Linked DNA regions of Homo sapiens: region 1 is linked to region 2. Evidence: chromatin loops called from intact Hi-C (ENCODE). Cell type or tissue: mammary epithelial cell. All regions are shown on one strand. Links, peaks and the distances in the headings refer to the core of each region. The heading gives the core; the rest is flanking DNA.

Region 1 (5,386 bases), core at 243-5,242, 150 kb after region 2:
CTCCACCTCCCGGGTTGAAGTGATTCCCTGCCTCAGTCTCCCAAGTAGCTGGGATTCAAGGCGCCCACCACCAAGCCCGGCTAATTTTTTGTATTTCTAGTAGAGACAGGGTTTCACCATGTTGGCCAGGCTGGTCTCGAACTCCTGACCTCAGGTGATCTGCCTGCCTCAGCCTCCCAAAGTGTTGGGATTACAGGCGTGAGCCACTACACCCGGCCCCAATCTTGATTTCTAATACCATTCTCCAATGGTTACTTGGAGACATGGCTGATTTTAGGACGGGGAAGGGAATACCTAAGATAAGCCTGCAGCATCTTGTAGTTCCAGAAGGCAAGGAGGCACTCAAATGAGAGCAAAAAATAAAAAAATTAAAAAAAAATCCACAGTGATGGGAATATGTCAAAAAGACACACGGCTGAAAAAGTTCCCAATGGCCAAAACTGAAACAATTTAAGCAAATCAATCAATCGATCAACAGTGCGCTGTTGGACTATAACTCAAAGCTTAAGATAAATATCCACATGCCCATACTGATGAAAATAAGTGATTAAAGAACTGAACAAATAGGAGAGAGTAGACAAATCCTCAGTGCAGAAGAATTCCAAATGATTTTTGTAAACCTAATTTTTATACCTATAATTTTCATTTCAATGTCATAGAAAACTAAGTGAATTACTATGAATACTATATTTGTAGAGGAAAGACTAAGGGATGGTAAGGCTGCAGAGCATCCTGTAATTAAAATGAGAAAACCGAAAGTCAAACAAAGTCATCAGTGGGCAGATTTTTATATACTTCAGCCTTAGGTTTCCTTGGTAATAACCCTATCTGGCAACTACTACTTATTCCTACATAGATCTTAAGAACACAGCTCTCTGGAGTCTCCTCATACCTATTTGAATAACGAGGTGTATGTGTCCTCATACAAGAGCACATTCACTTCCACCTATGCACACCCTCGAGAAGAGAAAGGAATGGAATATTTTTGTTTTTATTTGTAGCTAAAACAAGATTTCACTGTTTACTAGTTTCTAAATACCAAAACAATGATGGGATTCTGTCATCTTCCTGGTCACTTACTGCTCATCGCTCACTGTGTGGGGAGTGCAATGAGTCAGTGGCAAATGCTCTGCAGACACGCCCCTTGTTCATCTGAAACGCACAAAGGAGGGGTGGGCTGTGTGACTAAGCCTGTGTGTGGATTCTTACAGTAAGTTATGTTTCTGAGAAACAGGCACTAACAATAGCTCATTTAAAAAACAAAACACAACGAAATAAGCACCATTACAATTGGTGAAAAACATGTTTAATCTTTTGCCTAAGAAAGTTTTGATAGCCCAACATAATTGAAATGGTGGCTATGCATCGTTCCACCCTAGTTACTCTTAACGGCATGTTTTGAGTCACCAAACGTGCGTCCTGCTCAGCCTTGCCCAGGCAACTGTGAACGACAGCCCTTTCCAGAGGACCTCAGAATGACAGGGGCATGTCACAGCACCTTCCTTTCTTCCAAGAAATGCCAGGTCACAGGGGGTGTTCACTTATTCTCAAGTGACATTCTTGTCCTTAAAATATTTTTTTCCTCCATTATGGTTGTGACAATTGTTAGCATAAATATTAGCCTGAAAGAAGGACAATTCTTATGAAGCCCAAATTGGGTTTAAGTTATAAGTAACAGTTGTGTTTTTAAAAAATAACTCATCCTCATCATACAACCAGATAAAGTAGAAATCAATTGTCATATAAGATATACAAAATTTGGGTATAAATAAAAAGATAACAACTGGATTAAAATGATCCTTTGCCATATTTTACTCTCTTGGAAGTGAACTCTGAGCATACATATAATGATATGCCTAAAAAGTGTCAATGACACAGCTATTTTCAATGAAATTAAGGAAATAAAAGACCCAAAATGCTCATACTTAAGATTTGTTAAACCTTATCCCTGGTCAACATTCTATGCAGATCTGAAACTGAAACTATTGCAAAATGATGCAAGACTGTAAGTACTCTCTGGAGTTTGGGTGCATTATTTTTGTAATTCCTTTTATGTAATGGAACTATTTCTTTTTCCAGGGCCATATAAACACCTGAAGAGAGGACGATGTCAGGTCGACAGATTGTGGAATTTAGATTCAGCACCTAAGCTATTTGAGGTTGACACTCACTGAAATCTTGAGTGTTTGCACCTGCTGTGGAATAAGTCATTGTCCTTGGACACCTTACAAGGTGGAGTTTGTGCACATTTGGGAAGAAGGAGGCGGCTGGCAGAGTGACTTCCTTATCGACCCACTCACCAGCATCTCCATCTCCCTCAGGGGGTGCTGTCCACCCACCGTGTTTTGTTTACATCAGTAGCAAAGACATATGAATCATCTTCCACTTTTTAGCTATGAATGAAGAAGTAACCTCTGACACCCACTAGTGCGACTGGCCCTTACATGCTGGTATATGTCAGACTCTTAGCATCACTCTCATTTCATACTGCTGTTGATGATGTGAATTTTGGAAATATTCTCCCCTATTGGGTCTTTCTCCATGACAGATGATGTCCTTTGGCTTCGGTTTTTTGCCTAAGAACTGTAAGTGGTGCTTGCTAGCCCTACTAAGAATCCTGCCATTGTTGCAAATTTCAGAAAAAAGGTAATGCATTTAAGGAACTTTTCCCTTTGTTACAATTATTTTCTTTCTATATTAAGTAGCTTATAATTAGGATAAAGAGATTACAGAAACAGGGATGGAGAAGGACGGGTTGAGGGGAGGAGAGAGAGTGCTGGAGAGACAATATCATCACTAGGAAAAGACATGAGTAAAAAAATAGCGCAAACAAGAATTATGCTCCTCAAAAAAGAGCTTTCTGGTCACCTTGCAAGGATTCTATAAAAGTTACAGGTTACAATCGAAATAAGTAAAATATTTAGTTAACAAGGAAATGTGCATCGTGCACATAATTACTGAAAGTTATTACCAGTCACTGTGGTAGGAACTGGGGATTAGAGAGAGAACGGATCTGTAGTTCTAGCCTCAAGGAGTTACTGTTTAGCATTAGAGGCAAAATGAAAAAGTACTCATTGTTTCTGCCCATGTTTGCAAAAAGGGGACAAGTTATTGGTCCCCAAAGTAAATGAGATAATGAGAAAAAACTTCAGGGAAAAAACTGAGAATACTATAGCTGATTAACTTACTGTTTAGTTCTCTTAAAAATATCTACCTTCTTATCATTATAATTCTGGAATGAAAATCAGGAGGACTGCCTAGTACTGCCAATTCTGACAGTGATCTGGTAAGACATTTTCAATTATTTCCTCTGTAAATGTTTTAATATCAGATTAGAAATGTGTTTCTACTTTCTAATTTGTAACGTAAGACTTCAAAATCTGTTTGAAAACTACTGTAGAAAGTCTGTGTTGAAGGATAAAATTCCCCGATATTTTAGAATGGACTCTTTGCATTCAATTAATTTATTAGTTAAAGACAGTGATTAATGCATCCTAAAATATTTAGGGATGTAGTCTTTTCTAATTATTTCACTATAGCATAGAAGAATTGCTATTAAGAGTTGGCCAACAGGCCAGGTGCAATGGCTCATGCCTGTAATCCCAGCACTTTGGGAGGCTGAGGCTGGATCACTTGAGCCCAGGAGTTTGAGACCAGCTTGGGCAAAATGGCAAAACTCTGTCTCTGCAAAAATACAAAAATCAGTCAGGCATGGTGGCTTGTGCTTGTAGTCTGAGCTACTCAGAGTTGGGGGCTGAGGTGGGATTCGCCCGGGAGAAACGAATAGAGAGGTCTGGGTATGCAGGGATATAGGGTCAGGTTACCAAGTTAGCTGAGCACATCGGGTCCCCTGTGGATATTGCCACTTCAAAGAGGCTCAAAAGCTCTGAAATTTTATGAAGAATTTTCTCAGGTTTGGCAGATACGAAACTGTTGAACACTGTTAGAGAAAAATGGGGAAAAGTAAACTAAGGCCTATCCAAATTATTATTTTGAATTGCGTAGCTCAAGATGATTTGACCATCACATTAAATTTGTCCAATTAATTTGTCACATTAAATTTGCCAAATTAAAAGTGTATCATGTAGTGACTGATAGTAAACTAAGTACATGAAATTATGGGCATTCAGAAGATTTTTAAAGAACTGATTGGTTTTACTTTGGAACAGTAACAATGCAGTGAGGCATCTTGGGACAAAGATTGGAAGAGGAAGAAAGCCAGAGAATTGAGCCTGACATTTGGGAGCCACTTTTCCCCTTGAACAACAATAATAATGGCCCTTAGGCTTTCTGCGGAAAGGAGGGTGTTTGTTTAAAAAACAAAAAGACAGAGACATATACAGAGACAGAGAAAAAGAAGAAAGGAAAAGCAAAAAGATTCCAGAAATAAAGGGGAAAATATAACCCTTACCATGGAGGAAAATTACAATTCACTTGGATTAACCATAAGAAGATTAAAAAGTCATATATTGACCAATTTTAATGTTTTCTGGAAGAAGAAACACACCTTTTCACACTGTGAGCTGTACAGAAGCCGACTCTGTGGTTTTTGGTGTGTAAAAACATATAGTAATAATAATTATACCACTTTACACCTTTATGGTGTTTTGGGTTTACAGATTCTCCATACAGTTAATCTATTTTGGGTTTACAGATTCTCCATACAGTTAATCTATTTTGATCTTCATACCAAACCTATTCTAAATTGGGGTTTAGAGGAGGTGTGAGGCTGACAAAAAGATGTTCTGCTTTTTGTTCAGGACCTGTGCTCAGGGCTGTGTTCTCATTTTGAGGTTGGATTTTGTACACTCACATTTTCATTTATCTCTCTAGTGCTCAAGATATTCACAAACTTTTTCACTGTCAGGGATGCATAAAAGAACAATACTTTATTAGAGCTATATTCTAAGCCAACTGGGTCGTCGTACCTTAGATTCAAAGTTAGATTATGGCTCAAAATGAATCCTTAGCGTATTTCTGGTGTTCAAAAAGAATAGGTTGAAGCCGAGACGGGTGGATCACTTGAGGCCAGGAGTTCGAGACCAACCTGGCCAACATGGCAAAACCCCGTCTCTACTAAAAACACAAAAAATTAGCCAGGCATGGTGGCGTGCGCCTGTAAATCCAGCTACCTGAGAGCCTGAGGCAGAAGAATCGCTTGAACCTGGGAGGTGGAGGCTGCAGTGAGCCGAGATCATGCCATTGCACTCTGACCTGGGTGACAGAGTTGGACTATGTCTCAAAAAAAAAAAAAAAAAAAAAAGAATAGGTTATTTTATATTTCCTGAATTACATGTAGTTGTAATGCCTTGCTCAGGATCTTGCCTATAGTGGCAAAGAAATATTGCTTAAAATCGACTCTTGAATTACACTAGCATTCTGTAGG
Region 2 (5,386 bases), core at 72-5,071:
AGACAAGGACTAGGGCTTTTTATTTTTTAAGGAATATAGTGATTTAGGTAAAGAGAGGTTGGGGGCATTTGGGAGTTGTATGTCTTATTTTGTTTTGTCTCTACAGTATTTTCTTGGAGAAGTCTTTTTTTGTTTTGTTTTTTGAGACGGAGTGTCACAGTGGTACCATCTTGGCTCACTGCTACCCCCACCTTCTGGGTTCAAGCAATTTTCTAGCCTCAGCCTCCCAAGTAGCTGGGACTTCAGGCACATGTCACCATGCCCAGCTAATTTTTGTGTTTTTGGTAGAGATGGGGTTTCACCATGTTGGCCAGACTGGTCTCAAATTTGTGACCTCAAATGATCCACCTGCCTCGGGCTCCCAGATAGCTGGGATTACAGGCATGAGCCACCACTCCCAGCCTTGGAGAATTATATGTTATAGAGTCAGGAGTTTTGTAAAATTATGTTGGCAAGTAGAAATGAATAAATATAATTTTTTTATGTTTGTTATTTTGTCCTATAAATTTTTTTGTTATAAATTAATTGTCTGGTTGTATTTATAAGATTAATGATTGTTTATATAGATAAGAAGGCTTTTTTTTTTTTTTTAAGGAAGATTGGTAATTTTGAGTTGTAGGAGTAAGGAATGAGTATTGGGCCTAGTGTGTATATTTGTCTATTTATTGGAAAATACGTTTTGGATTGTATTTATTTTTTATTTACTGTGATTTGGTTTTTTATATTTAATATAATATTTTAATAAGACTACTATAAGGATAGTATAGGTTGTGTATAATAGTATATATTTAATAGTATTAAAGTGAGTTGTAGATTGGAAAATGTGATAATGACTTAATAAAGTTAGAATATCAATTTGTACATTTTAAGATGAATTGTGTGTTTTTGTATTTACATGTATTAGAGTTTTTTTATGGAAAGTAATTTTGTACTATGCAAGAGACATAGGGGACCCTGTGCTCTATTTTGTTTTGTTGTTAAAGTATCTTTTGGAGAGCTGTATGTTGTCACAGAGTCAGGAGCTTTGTGAAGTTACTTTGTTGGCAAGCAGAAATGAGTAAACATAGCTTTTCATGTTTGTTATTTTGTCTTACACAAAGATGCCATCTCCTTACCTAACCTAAGATGTGACTCTAATAGATAAAATGATAAGGAACATAAACTAAGACAAGAGATCTCTTGGGATGTCTTCAGATCATGAGGGCTAAACATGACTCAGACCGGAAGGTTAGTGTTTACCAAGACCCTTCTTACAGCTGGGGAAAATGAAGGCAAATTAAGTTTAGCCTAAGCTAAAACAGGAGCAACTTGGTTATGGTAAAAAGAGATATTGCCCTATGGGAAGGGCTACTACAAGAATTCTTTCCATACTTAAACTTCAGTAGCAATCTGACAAGTTTTTAAGTGGAGTCTGAATGTAAAACATTCAGAGAGAACCCTTGGTCAGTAGCAGGATAGAGGTTGCAATAAACACAGAGAACTAGTGGCATTTCAAGGAACAGTGAGGAGACAGGTCTGGTTGAAGCAGAAGCTCTTTTGTGAGATCAGTAGAAAATACGCCTGGAGAAAAAGCCTGTTTAAAACTAAACATCTTTTCCAAGGGTAAAACATAAAATCCTTGAAATTAGGCTTTCTAATGGGCAAAGAGATGTCTTCAACCATTTTATGATGAGAAATACATTGGTTCATCCTCAGAGGTCTCTGAACAAAAAGGGGAACACATGTGAAGGTAGTCATGAGGGAGCCTCTGTGAATCATAAGGAGAACTGATTGCAAAACCAGAAGCCAGCAGAAACAAAACAATTCATAAAATTACAGAGGCGGTATTCGGAAGTTCTAAATACTTTTTTTTCCATCTCAGAAATGCTTGGTATCCTAATAATATTTTCTTTGTGATACGTTTTCTATACTCTTAGTAATTTTCCCTGGTCTTGATCTCATCATTAAAGAGGATGAAACCAACACCAGGAAATGTCCATAAGCAGGAAACCACATTTTTATTCCATCACTCATAAAGCATCATTCATAATAATCAGTGTCAGTTTAGCTATAGCAACAGATGCTAACATACACATAGTAAGAGCCTACAAAGGCTCTTTTAAATGTCAGTTTAATTTAAACCTTAACCTCAGATTTTTTCCACAGATACAGTGAGAAACCACAAAGATCCTCCTGTCCTAATGCTCCCTCCATACTCTGCAATAAAAGTTCTTGTTTTGGAAATAGAGAAACCTGTCTGAATCAGCAGTCTTGGCTTGCTGTGTCCTCCATGACCACACCACATGTTCCATACCTTTAGCCTTCATAGGGGCTGGAAAAAACTCTGTCTCCCTTGTCTACCCATTTTCACTGTGGAGTTCGGCTGCACATTTCAGGTGGAAAGGAGGTAGTGTACTAAAATTGCAAAGTATTTCTTTTAATTGGCAATGAATTTAAACAATATTCATTGATTCTTCCACTATGAACAAGCTAGTGTTCCCTGGGGGATAAACAGATGAATAATTGGATAAGCCTTTACTACTCAGGAAGTGTATAGTCTAGAGGAGTGCAGTCCAATAGGAATAGAATATAAACCACAGACACAATGTAAATGTTCTAATGGACACATTAAGTGAAGTAAAAAGAAACATGAAATTAATTTCAAACATATACTTTATTTAACTCAATGTACCCCCAACATTATCATTCTAAATTGTACTTAATATAAAATTATTAATGAAATATTTTATATTCTCTTTTTTTTTCCATACTGTGTTTAAAATCTGGTATGTATTTTACATCTAAAGTACATCTCGATTCAGACTAGCCACAATTCAGGTGCTCAATAGTCACATGTAGCTGGTGGCTACCACATCAGACCCTATAGGTCTCATATGTAGCAGAGAAAAAGACATACAGAGGCTGAGGCGAGCGGATCACTTGAGCACAGGAGTTCAAGACCAGCCTGGGCGACACAGTGAGACCTCTGTCTCTACAAAAAATAAAAAAGTAGCTATGTGGCCTGGTGCAGTGGTTCATGCTTGTAATCCCAGCACTTTGGGAGGCTGAGGCGGGTGGATCACATGAGATCAAGAGTTCAAGACCAGCCTTACCAACATGGTGAAACCCCATCTCTACTAAAAAAATACAAAAATTAGCTGGGCGTGGTGGCAGGCACTTGTAATCCCACTACTCAGGAGGCTGAGGCAGGAGGATTGTTTGAACCCGTGAGGGGGAGGTTACAGTGAGCCGAGACCACGCCATTGCACTCCAGCCTGGGCAACAAGAGCAAAGCTCCTTCTCAAAAAAAAAAAAAAAAAAAAAAAATTAGCTATGCATGTTGGCATACATCTGTAGTCCTAGCTACTCAGGAGGCTGAGGTGGGAGGATTGTTTGAGCGCAGGAGTTCGAGGCTGCACTGAGCTATGATCTTGCCACTACACTCCAGCCTGAGTGACACAGCAAGACCCTGCCTCTAAAAAAAAAAGAAAAGAAAAGAAAAGAAAAGAAAAAGACTTGTTGGAGCCTACTCCCACTCTGTGGAGTGTACTTTTGTTTCAATAAATCTGTGATTTTCTGTCAAAAAAAAAAAACAAAGACAAATGACAGCAATACAAGCTCCATTTGGTTTGGGATGAGGAGGACATTTTCCATGGAAGAGATGGCACTTGAAATTAATGTTCCAAATAATGGTTGTGAGTTGAGCAAGCAGAGACAGAAAAAATGAAGAGTGTAGTTCACAGTGAAGGACCCGTAGAAGCAATAACTTAGGGGAGGAAAATGGCAGGGCGCTGCAGCTCTGTTCAATACATGGAGCTTCTCATTGTGCCTCAGATAATGACAGAACTTCTTAAGGAGGCCTGCGAAGTCCTAGCTAGTTTATTTTCTACTTTGCTGTTCAAACATATTCCCTATTTTCAGGCTCTCTGCTTGAGCCACAGAAGTCTCTGGGCCACCTCCTATAAACTACTCATGTCTTCCCACCCAGGGCTTTACATGTGCAGGGCCCTGCCTGGAACTTATCTGGTTTGGCCCATCATTGTTTCTAGCACCTAGCAGAGGGCTCAGCACATATTCAGTCCTCAAAAAATATATTGAAGTGAATGGATGAGTGATTTGAGAGGCAGGTAGGGAAGAAGATGATGAGAAGGCAGGAAAGGTTGCTTGAGGGCTTGTTGCTGAGGGCCTTGGGTGCCACATTAAGGGTTTGCAATGAATTCAGTGAGCAAACCAGGTCCATGCCTCTAATCTACATCTTAATAGGACTTGCATATTAGATACTGAGCTGCAGCTCAGCCACGTGTGGGATGATTTGGAGTGAAAGGTAGGCAGTGAAGCGCCCTGTTAGGAGCCCTCTGAAGGAGTCCAGAGGAGAATCAATCAGGCCTCCTTACTGTAGCAGAGCGGTGGATGTAGGCATTAGTTACACACTTAAAATAAAAATTACAGGAGGCTGTTGAACTAAGCTCCTGCACTAGGCCCCAACAGACCGGACTAAAAATCAAAATGGAGTCACCTATGCTACAGTTCCACATCAGCAAACCCAAACTAAGTTGTTATCTGACCTTACGAGAAATCCAAAGAGAGATAACAGCCAATATCCCACACAGCCCAGTTTCAGTCTTCAGTTGGCATGATAATAAAGCCTTCTTTGCTTTGATCCTTATGCAAGAAAAGTGGCCTAAAGACACCTAATGTTAATCAGTTGTTTTTCTATTGTTCTGTCTCCCTGTTCTGCCTCACAAGGAAAGTAGCCTTAAAATGACGAATAACTCTTTGTTCTTTGTTTCTTTCTTCAGGCCTCCTCTGTCTATATAAAGCTAATCCCCTTTGCTTAGCTGATTGGAACACTTATTCTATTTTATGGGATGAACTGTTGCCTGATTCTAAAATTGCAATAAAGCCAACTGAAATCTTTAAACTACATTTGTGGCCAGGCACGATGGGTCACGCCTGTAATCCAACAACTTTGGGAGGCCAAGACAGGCAGATCACTTGAGGTCAGGAGTTCGAGACCAGCCTGACCAACATGGTGAAACTCCGTCTCTACTAAAAATACACATACAAAAAATAGCCAGGCATGGTGGCACGTGCTTTTAATCCCAGCTATTCAGGAGGCTGAGGGACAAGCCTTGAACCCAGGAGGCGGAGGTTACAGTGAACTGAGATCACACCGTTGCACTCCAACCTGGGTGACAGAGCAAGACTCTCTCTCAAAAAAAAAAAAAACACTAGATTTTTTGAAATTTTGTTTTTTGACACATATTATGGCAAGACAACAAATCATTTTGTAGAAATTGTACACTCTTAGAGGTGAAGCAAACTTTTGCCATTTTATAGACAAAGAAAGTGAGACTCGTTTTACAGATGAGGAAAGTGACACCCAGAGAAGTTCCTTTAGTGAAAC

Evidence for each region. Peaks named below come from ENCODE experiments on the same cell type or tissue, not always from the same donor. Only the 100,000 strongest peaks of a DNase experiment are listed, where the experiment ranks them.
Region 1: a loop joins it to region 2, with 10 times the contacts of the local background. A loop is called at or near these places in 7 of 110 quality-filtered maps.

The regions. Positions count from the first base shown.
Region 1 is chr6:134,435,236-134,440,621 of GRCh38, forward strand. All of the region lies in intron 4 of CT69 (cancer/testis associated transcript 69), which reads right to left. It overlaps LINC01010 (long intergenic non-protein coding RNA 1010), which reads left to right and starts at 2,481. Exons shown (of 3, transcript NR_038217.1): 1 at 2,481-2,646. RefSeq lists enhancers at 667-1,866, 1,016-1,310, 2,468-2,527. In mammary epithelial cell, for the core only: a CTCF peak has its summit at 2,324; DNase peaks (open chromatin) are centred at 1,136 and 2,356; H3K27ac peaks cover 2,175 bases.
Region 2 is chr6:134,286,869-134,292,254 of GRCh38, forward strand. The region is part of intron 1 of SGK1 (serum/glucocorticoid regulated kinase 1); the gene reads right to left. Among named protein-coding and RNA genes, the nearest start is that of SGK1, 29 kb to the right of the region's middle. In mammary epithelial cell, for the core only: no CTCF peak of the experiment used is centred there; a DNase peak (open chromatin) is centred at 1,993; H3K27ac peaks cover 3,367 bases.